Regions from separate parts of the Mus musculus genome. Here region 1 is linked to region 2. Evidence: chromatin loops called from intact Hi-C (ENCODE). Cell type or tissue: gastrocnemius. All regions are shown on one strand.

Region 1 (5,000 bases), 150 kb before region 2:
CTACTGGAATAAAGAGGTTTAATGATATTTAGCTTACGATAGCCATTTCTCTTTGACACACCCTTGATCTCTCTCTCTGGACTAAATATATATTTCCCTTTTTGAATTTATGTGTGACAATATGCATGGTTTCCTGGTAACTAGGGAAACTACCCAGCATCATTGTTCAGAATGTTTGTTTTTGTTGTTTAGACTTATTTCTATCTTATGTGTGTGGGTGTTTTTTTTTGCCTGTGTGAATGTCTGTGTGAATGTCTGTGTGCCATGTGTATCCAGTTCCTCAGGAAGCCAGAGGAGGGTATGGGAGCCTGTGGAACTGGAGTTACAGATGGCCGTGAGCTGCCATGTGGCTTCTGGGAACCCAGCCCAGGTCCTCTGACAGAGTGGTGTTCTTGACGACTGAGCCATCTCTTCAGTGTTCAGAATTTTATTAGAAATTAACTGTATAGGAAAGATATATTTTTCTTTTGCTTTTGTTGAAGTGTGTGTGTGTGTGTGTGTGTGTGTGTGTGTGTGTGTGGTGTGATGTATGTGATATACACTCATTGTACTGGCTGGTTTTGTGTGTCAACTTGACATAAGCTGGAGTTATCACAGAGAAAGGGGGAAATGAGATCCAGCTGTAAGGCATTTGCTCAATTAGTAATCAAGGGTTCGATAGCCCATTGTGGGTGGTACCATCTCTAGGCTGGTGGTCTTGGGTTCTATAAGAAAGCAAGCTGAGCAAGCCAGGGTAAGCAAGCTAGTAAGCAGCATCACTCTATGGCTTCTACTTCAGCTCCTGCTTCCTGACCTGCTTGAGTTCCAGTCCTGACTTCCTTTGGTGATGAACAGCAGTGTGGACATGTAAGCTGAATAAACCCTTTCCTCCCCAACTTGCTTCTTGGTCATGATGTTTGTGCAGGAATAGAAACCCTGACTAAGACACTCATGTATGCACACAGGTGCACACATCTAATGTGCACTCATGGAGACCCATTAAGGAAGTCAGATCCCACCTCTATCATTGATCATCTTATTCTCTGGTCTCTCACTGACTCTAGAGTAGGACTGGTGGTGAGAAGCCTTCTTGTTCTGTGGGTCTCACAGTCCTGGGATGACAGAAATGAGTGTTTTTACCTGGATTCTGGGTCTTTACGCTTGTACAACAAGTGCTGGTACCTGCTGAGCCATCACTGCGGCTCCAAGACTGATTCTGTGATATGATCCATTTGTCTTCAGCTCCTGATCCCATACCCTACTTTGCTAGTGTCTCTAGGACCTGGGGAACCAGGTGATGCAATAGAACCCTTTTGGAAGGTCTGAAGGTACTCTAATGCTACATTTTTTCTTTCACTGTTTGGCTCTCCAAATATTGAAACAATGGACTTCAGGGATAGCAAGGCGTATCAGTAAACAGAAGCACTTATACACAGGCCTGACTATCCACATTTGACCTAACAGCCCACTGCAAATGGAGAGAAACAACTCCTGGGATCTGACCTTTGACCGTTCACACATGTTCACACACTCACGCAATAATAATTTAACTAGTAAATTAATTAAAACTGTAAGTCCCATAAAATTACAATTTCCCCAGGAGGCTCATTCTGGGGGAAGAAAAAAATCTGGGACCCTGGTGCTAGCCAGAAGGGAGATTTGTCTCCTATCTGTAAATTTTATGTTAAAGATCTGTCAACTTTTTAGACCTCCTTGCAGGAGAAGGCTGGACCAGAGACAGAGATAAAGGCAGGATTGCATCCTGACCAGGACGGCTTCCTTATGCACATCCCTGACCTCTCTAAGTCATGTGTCAGGAAGCCTGAGGATGGATTTCAGGGTGCTTGTGGGAGGCAGGTGGACACCAGGACACTTAGTTTTCATCTTCCCAAGCATTCCCTTTTCTGCTTTTCAGCAAAGTTTGTTTAATTATCCTGTTGGGGACTGGTGGACATGAGAAAGGACACACATGTTTTATGTGTATTTATTCTTGGCTGCAAATCACCAAAATAACAATAGGAGTTGTTGGGGTCATAGGACCCAGCAGCCCAAACAAGCCAGGCTTGGCCACCAGGCCTCTTATCACAGGAGCACCTGGATTAGAGATGTTTGAAACCACAGCTGGTTTTTTGTGTGTTCCAGAAATTGAACCCAGTTCTCCAGGCTGTGTAACAAGTCCTTTGAGCTGCTGAGCCATTTTGCCAGTGTTTTTTTATTTGCATTACATTTTTACTTATTAAGTGTATGTGTGTGTGTGTGTGTGTGAGTGTATGTGTGTGTGAGTGTGTGTGTATGTGTGTGTTGGTGTGCATATGTACGGGGGTAACTGGGTGGGTGTCAGGACAGCTCAGTCTGTCCTCTCCTTTTTCTATGTGGGTTTGGGTTTTAAGGATCAAACGCTGGTCATCAGACTTTGCACCTCAGTCTTCTTTACTTTTTCTTTCTTGCTTCCATCCTTTCTTTCTCCTGTCAGTCCATCCGTTCATTTGCTCATTCCTTAGTTCTTTCCTTCCTCCCCTCCCTCCCTCCCTCTCCCTCCCTTTCTCCCTTCCTTTCTTTTTCCCCAATGTTTTTATTTCTCTATTTTATGTGTAAGGGTGTTTTTGCTTGTGTCTGTGTACTATGTATGTGATGCAGTCCCCAAGGAGACCAGGAGAGGGCACTAGAAACCCCTAGAATTGGAGTTACACAGTTGTGAGCGGCCACGCGGGTGCTTGGCATCAAACTTGTGTGCTCTGGAAGCCTAGTGTTCTTAACTGCTGTGCCATCTCTGCAGTCCCCACAACCCCCTACTTTTTAGATAGAATCTTACTGTATAGCTCTGGCTAGCCTAGAACTCCACTGTGTAGATCAGGCTGGCCTCATACTCTTCTTGTTTTCCTGTCTCTGCTTTTGATTTGCCTCCCAAATGTTCAGATAAAAGGCAAGCGCCACCAAGCCTGGCCCCAGGAATATTCTTAATATGCAAATGTAAAATATGAAATTTTTATTAAGGCTGTGATGCATGTAAAATGTTAAGTGTGCAACTTTGTCAGAAAATTTTAAATTTTCGTTTCATAGTGAGAAGTGACAAGACTTCTCTACAATCTCTACAACCCATGACACTGAGAGTCAGCATGTCAGGTCCAAAGGAAACCCCCAGGAGGCCGTGCATATGTACAGAAATGGCAGGCTTGGCTCAGCTCGAGCGGGATTCTAGATGGACTGCTAAGCGCTTACAGCCAGCCTTAACCAGGAAACTTCGAAATGGGTTTCTGCCAGCCAGAGGACCACCTCCCTTTCCATATGTGTACCTGTAGCTGCAAATCCAAGTCCATGCTAGCCTCCCAGCCCACTCAGTCCCGGTTAACATTCTGGCTCTTTCCTCCTTCACCTTAAACCCAGGCTGCGCCAGTACACGGGCCGTCCTCCCTCCAGCTCCTCCTCCCCTCAGAACCCAGAGGATTTCCGCACCTGCTTCCCAACCCCCGGCCATGGCCAGTCTGTTTCTTTTTCTTGCTCCTTTGGATTTATCCAGATTCCTCCAGCTGCTTGTGCTCTCCCTCCCGCCTCGCCCTCCCCCTCCCTCTCCCAATAAAAACCTTCCCCTAAATCACGGAATGACCATTTCTTTACCCTGCCTTCTCTTACACAACATTAGCAAGTCATAGAAGTGTCTTCTGTCATGTTGACTTTAAAAAGTAAACTAATATGTTGAGTTTTTAAAGTGATTAAATTGTTAAGAATACGCTTTTATTAAATGCTCAGGAGTTGTCTATGTTACTTTTGCTAGGACAACTTAAAATGTAAATTTAAAAGAGTGCAGAGGCCATGAGGGCCCCGAGCTCCCAGAGAAGCCCTAAGAGAAGCAGGAGTGTCAATCACAGGGTTTCTCCTCAACGGAGGAGGAGGTAAAATCAAGCAACTGCATTCCATCCAGAAAGCTGAGAGTGGGGGCGGCGCGGGGGCTTTTTGTTATCTGTGGGGACAGACCTCGCCCTAATTCCATAGAATGATTATTCCAGATCCTTCCTTCCCTAGACCATTACCCAGCCCTAGGGGAGATGTCAAGTGTACTTTATGGCCTGCTGACCGCCATTCTGACCAGTCGGAGGCCATATTGGATTCTAAGCCTTTTAGCTATAGGATCCACCCTCATGGCCACATGTTCTTTGTGAAAGAGTTTCTAGGTAGTCACACTTTAAGCTTTATTATGCACCTGACATTGCAATGATTATGGGAATTATTGTAGCCTGGAGACTATTTTCCAAATTCTATTGTGTTTAAATATGCCTACAATAAACCACCTGGTGTTAGATTCTCTGCAGTCTGAGCCGGGTTGATAAGGCAATCTGCACCTGTTCTCTTAAGCTTTCTGACACCTGCTGGACCCCCTCAAAAGATTAATTTTAGGATTGGCCTGAAAGTAGAGATATTCTTATATGATTTCTTAGCTTTGCTCCACATGTTGTCAATATTCACTTGGGCTAATTCTGCTATTGGGATAACTAATAATAGATATAATGACTTTTTTCTTGTAACTAGTGTTATGAGATTATATAGTTTAATATCTAATTTTATGTGTGAATATATATACACTATATATATGCACATATATATAGTATATGCATATACACATATATAGTAAAACTATCAAGGAAAAAACAGTATTGTTCACAAATTGTCAATATTAGGGTTAGGGTATCTGTTATGGAATCATTAAATTTAAAATTTGTGTTTGTAACAAATATTCTTGAAATATGCAATATTTTAACTTTGGCATATACAATAGGATAAAAATATTATTTGAAATTTTGTTCATTTAAAAAGTGTATTTAGGGCCTAGCAAACACATAAGTGGATGCTTACAGTCATCTATTAGATGGATCACAGGGCCCCCAACGGAGGAGCTAGAGAAAGTATCCAAGGAGCTAAAGAGATCTGCAACCCTGTAGGTGCAACAACATTATGAACTAACCAGTACCCCGGAGCTCTTGACTCTAGCTGCATATGTATCAAAAGATGGCCTAGTCGGCCATCAC
Region 2 (5,000 bases):
TGCCTGGGTCTCACCTGTGAATATGGTTCAGTCAGTGTGTGGTTTATGGAGGGCCTGAGGAGGTGGCTGAGAGCTAGAGTTGAGCCCTTCACTGACATTCGGAAGTATGTTTCGTCCTCAGCACTGCAGACAAAAAGGGATATTGCTTTGTTCTGGGTTACACATCACAGTGTACGCTCTTGGAGACTTCTCCTGGTGTTATGTGCAGTAACCTCATCACCATGATACATTGCTATTCGATGTAACATTTTTCAGTAGGGGCTACCTCTTTTCTGTTTGCTTTTAGAGACAGTGTCTCACTCTAGTTCTTCGCATCATTCACTGTGTATCCCACACTGGTCTTGAGAGGCAAAATCTACTCCATCTTGAACCAGCCTCCATCTTAAAAGAAAAAGAAGATATAAAACCTGAGAACTTGACCCATAGCTGAACCCAAGCTGCACTCAAGCACCAGGGAGGCCCATAGCTTGTCCTTGGCCAGAGTGACTCCCTAGCTACTTCCTAGCAACAGTTAACCAACAATTAGTCTGATTGTTTCAGATGTACTTTCAGGCCGATTGCATACAGTCCTGCTTCAGATCACCCACCTGTCCCTTTACAATAGTCATTCAGTTAGATGCTTTCCAGGTTGGACACCCCCTCACTTGCCTCCATTTTCTATAAAACCTTGTCCCGTTGAGAGTTCAGGGCCGCTTCACCAAACCGTCCTGTGGGTCGACCCACAGGACGGTAGTGAGTAAGTCCAAACACGAGTTTGTAATAAAGAGATCCTAATGTGATTGCATCCATGCTGGCTCCTTGGTGGTCTTTTGGGCTTAAAAATGAGTCACTACAGCCTCAGTCCCACAGCCTCTGCCTCCTCAGTGCTGGGATTAAAGGTTGGCACCACCACCTGTGGCCCAGGTATTTCTTAATAGCTACTGGCTTATGACAGCTTAATTGGTCACACATTTGCCTTTTCTCAGTAATACATGGCATGACAGTGGGCATCTGATGTAGAGATTGTGTAGCAGGCTCTGTAGTAGTACCTTTGTAGGTAGGTGGTACACACCCAGGATCAAGCACTGTAAGGTAGGAGGATTGGAAGTTCAAGGCCATTCTTAGCTACCCGGGGAGTTCAAAGCAAGCCAGGTACATGACACACCGTCTTCTTTTCTTTTTTCTTTTCTTCTCTTTTCTTCTCTTTTCTTCTCTTCTCTTCTCTTCTCTTCTCTTCTCTTCTCTTCTCTTCTCTTCTCTCTCCTCTCCTCTCCTCTCCTCTCCTCTCTTCCCTCCTCCTCCTCCTCCTCCTCCTCCTCCTCCTCCTCCTCCTCCTCCTCCTCCTCCTCCTCCTCCTCCTCCTCCTCCTCCTCTTCTTCTTCTTCTTCTTCTTCTTCTTCTTCTTCTTCTTCTTCTTCTTCTTCTTCTTCTTCTTCTTCTTCTTCTTCTTCTTCTCTCCTCTCTCTCTCTCTCTCTCTCTCTCTCTCTCTCTCTCTCTCTCTCTCTCTCCCTCCCTTTGAGGCAGGGTTTCTCTGTGTAGCCCTGGCTGTCTTAAAACTTGATATATAGATCAGGTTGGCCTCAAACTCACAGGGATCCACCTGCCTCGCCTCCGTGCCAACTGAGACCCTGCCTTTAAAAGGGCAGGGATGGATTTAAGGGAAGCAGCTAGGAATTCAGCTTGGTTAGCAGAGTGCTTGTCTAGCACGCACAAGGTTCCATCCCCACCACCATAGCAACTTAATGACATGTCCTGGGATTGGAGTGATACTCCAAAGTGGTGTTGAGCCAGACTCATACACTCCAGCTCTCCTGACCGGGGTTAGAGGCCATTGGCTACTACTGCTGTAGCTGCTCAATGTGCTGCGCTACCATCATGCCTTGTGTGGCTGCACACAACCTTCTGTGACATTTGTTCCTCCAAACCTTCCTACACTGAGGGAAGAAGTAGCTACCCCAAAAGCTGGGCCAGCCTGGTGTGGGCTTCCCATGTGTGCACCCCAGGCTAATCCACTCCAACACATCGTGTAGCCCCTACAATGCCATTGCTGCCTCCTTGCAGCCATGGAGGTTGCATCTGCTTTTTGTGCTCCCTCATGGTATGGGCAAGGGTTCCCTCTTGCTTGTTAGAAGATCCGTACATCCATTTGCCTGCTTTTAGGCTAGATCTTCCTTTAATAGAGAAATGAGCATCTGTTCTGTAACAACCACCTGGCGTCTGAATGCGCTTGTCTGAGAAATGGGGACAACAGTAGCGTTCTCCTTGACACAATATGACATGCAAGGGGTTGGTTTAGGAGTCTGAGCCCACGGGAATTCTGGGTAAGAACCAGCTGTTGCCTGGAGAGATGGCTCAGTGGTTAAGAGAGCTTGATGCTCTTGCAGAAACGGAGGGAGGTTCAGTTCCCAGCATCTATATGGCAGCTCCATTTCGGGGGGGATCTGGCGCCCTCTACTGGATTCTGTAGGTACCAGGCACATACCCAGTGCACTTTCATAATGTAGGCAAACTATTCATACATATACGATGAAAAATGTAAGACAGGGTGAGGGAGCTGTTACAGGAGGCTGTGATGATGAGTCCCTTGGTGAGCAGTTGACATTGGACGGCTGTTCCACTGGTCACCTTCTGTTTCAGATGAGTGGAGGAAGACTGGAGCAGCCATGGCCCTTAAACAGACCCCTCTCCTACTCAGGTCCCTCCACCTACCACTGATATCTCTTTTATTTTGCCTTCTGAGAAAGATTTAACCAGCTACCCTTGTGCCCTCCTTGTTATTTGGGTTCTTTGGGATATAGCATGGTTATTCTGTACTTTATGACGAATATCCCACTTATAAGTGAGTACATACCATGCATGTCCTTTGGGGCCTGGCTTACCTCACTCAGGATGATATTTTCTAGTTCCATCCATTTGTCTGCAAATTTCATGATGTCCTTGTTTATTTTTTTCCATTTTTATTAGGTATTTAGCTCATTTACATTTCCAATGCTATACCAAAAGTCCCCCATACCCACCCACTCCCCCTTTTTGGCCCTGGCGTTCCCCAGAAGATGTCCTTGTTTTTTGTTGTTTTTTTTTGTTTTTTTAAATAACTGAGTAGCGTTCCATTGTGTAAGGAATTCCTTTACAGACAGGAATTCTAATTCACAGGGTAGTGTATTTGGAGAACGAGAGTGTGTATGTGTGTGTGTATGTATGTATGTGTGTGTGTGAGAGTGTGTGTAGTATGTATCTGTGTGCTTGAATGCATTGTGTGTGTGGTATCTGTGTACATCATGTACAGTATGTGGTGTGTGTATGTGTGTAGTGTGTGTATGTGCATGTTTGTGTGTGTGCTCTTGCGTGCTATGTGAAGTCGCCCCACAGCAAGGCTTTGAACAGATTTATTTTGTACCCACTGAAGCTTTGCTGGGCGGACATCCTGGTTCAAAACCTAGGGCCAGTGACGTTGATGGCCAGGAGGCTGCACAGCAAGGAGTGCTTTGGTGGGCGTGATGATGGAGGCACTCTGGTGGAACATTCTAGTGAGATGCACAGGTGGTTTGTTTCTGTACCTTCCTGTGGAAGTCCCTCTTCCCCTTTAGGTCCCCTCCCCCCCTTACCCACAGCTCGATGAGGCTTGCTTCTGTGGCTTGCCTCCGCATTTTCCCTCTGAAGCTCTGCTTTCCCTCCTGCCACCCCCCTCCCCCGGCCTTGCAGCAAATTCGGGGGGGGGGGTCTTCCCACCTTCCCGGCTGCTCCGAGAAGACTCAAGGAGCCGCAGGTGCCAGCCGGAGTAAGACAAATGACAAAAACTCCTCAGCTTCTGTGGCACCAAGGCCAGCACTGATAACCAGCTGCAGCTGGTGCCTATCCTTGACAAAAGGAGAGGTAATCAGAGGTCACACACAGTTATGGCCGGCCATAAAACTAGTCCCTGATAGCCCCACAAAAGACAATCTTTAATCCCCCCTCAGCCTCGAGGTTCTGCCTTACCAATGGTATCGAGTCTGAGTTATGATTTATCTCACCTGCCTTCCCTCCTCTTCACCCTAACCATTCAAGGGATTTCTGACTACGATGTATGTAAGGGTTAAGACACCCGAGATTGTGTGTGTGTGTGTCACACTCCATCTTACTCTGTGGGAAGGTTTGCGATCCGAGTCTGACTCATTTTCTCATTTTCAAGAAAAAGACTTTCATGCCCACTTGCAGTTGACTCTGCACTCCTGACACCCCCCCCCCCCCCGTTTCCCTCGGAATCGGAGCATAACACTAGCAAGAGTCTCTCCTTTTACCAGCATTGAGACCTCTGCTAGAGCTCTGGAGCCCCTTCAAAAACCAGAAGGAAGGAGGATCCGCTAATTATTTTTATTGAATTGTTGTTGTGTTTTGTTTTTCGAGATAAGGTTTCTCCATGTAGCCCTGGATGTCCTGAAACTCGATTGGTAGACCAGGCTGACCTCACACTCACAGAGATCTGTCTGCCTCTGCCTCCTAAGAGCTGGGATTAAAGGCAGCCATCACCACTGCCTGGCTTACCTAATTTTTTTTTTTATGTGTGCGTGTGAGTGTTATGTACATGTGTGCGCCAGCACCCATGGAGGCCAGGACAGAATGTCAGATCCCTTGGAGCTTGAATAACGGGTATTTGTGAGCCACCTGATGGGTGTGGGAACTGAACTATGACTTCAATCTTCATAACAGAGAAAGCAAGCTCTTAAACGCTCCAGCCCTGGGAGAAATTAATTTTATCAATAAGACTGAAACTTTCCCTTGTTGCCCAGAGGCGCTAATTCATGTGTCTTGATTGGGTTACTATTTGCTGTGATAAAACAGTGACCAAAGACAACTAAGGAATGAAGGCACTCACTTCATCTTCCAGCTGCTGTCCATCATCCAGGGAAGCCAGGGAAGAAACTCAAGGTAGGAACCTGGAGGCAGGAGCTGAAGCAGAGGCCATGGGGGAGTGCAGCTTACTGGCTTGCTCCCCATGACTTGTTCAGCCTGCTACTAGGGTGGCACCTTTCCCTCATGC

The links. Peaks named below come from ENCODE experiments on the same cell type or tissue, not always from the same donor. Only the 100,000 strongest peaks of a DNase experiment are listed, where the experiment ranks them.
Region 1: a loop joins it to region 2, with 2.3 times the contacts of the local background. A loop is called at or near these places in 15 of 42 quality-filtered maps.

What each region holds. Positions count from the first base shown.
Region 1 is chr3:103,221,299-103,226,298 of GRCm38, forward strand. No RefSeq gene overlaps it. Among named protein-coding and RNA genes, the nearest start is that of Gm40113, 27 kb to the left of the region's middle. In gastrocnemius, a CTCF peak has its summit at 2,634 (motif pointing right); DNase peaks (open chromatin) are centred at 360 and 2,662.
Region 2 is chr3:103,371,828-103,376,827 of GRCm38, forward strand. No RefSeq gene overlaps it. Among named protein-coding and RNA genes, the nearest start is that of Gm25869, 53 kb to the right of the region's middle. In gastrocnemius, a CTCF peak has its summit at 2,433 (motif pointing left); a DNase peak (open chromatin) is centred at 2,419.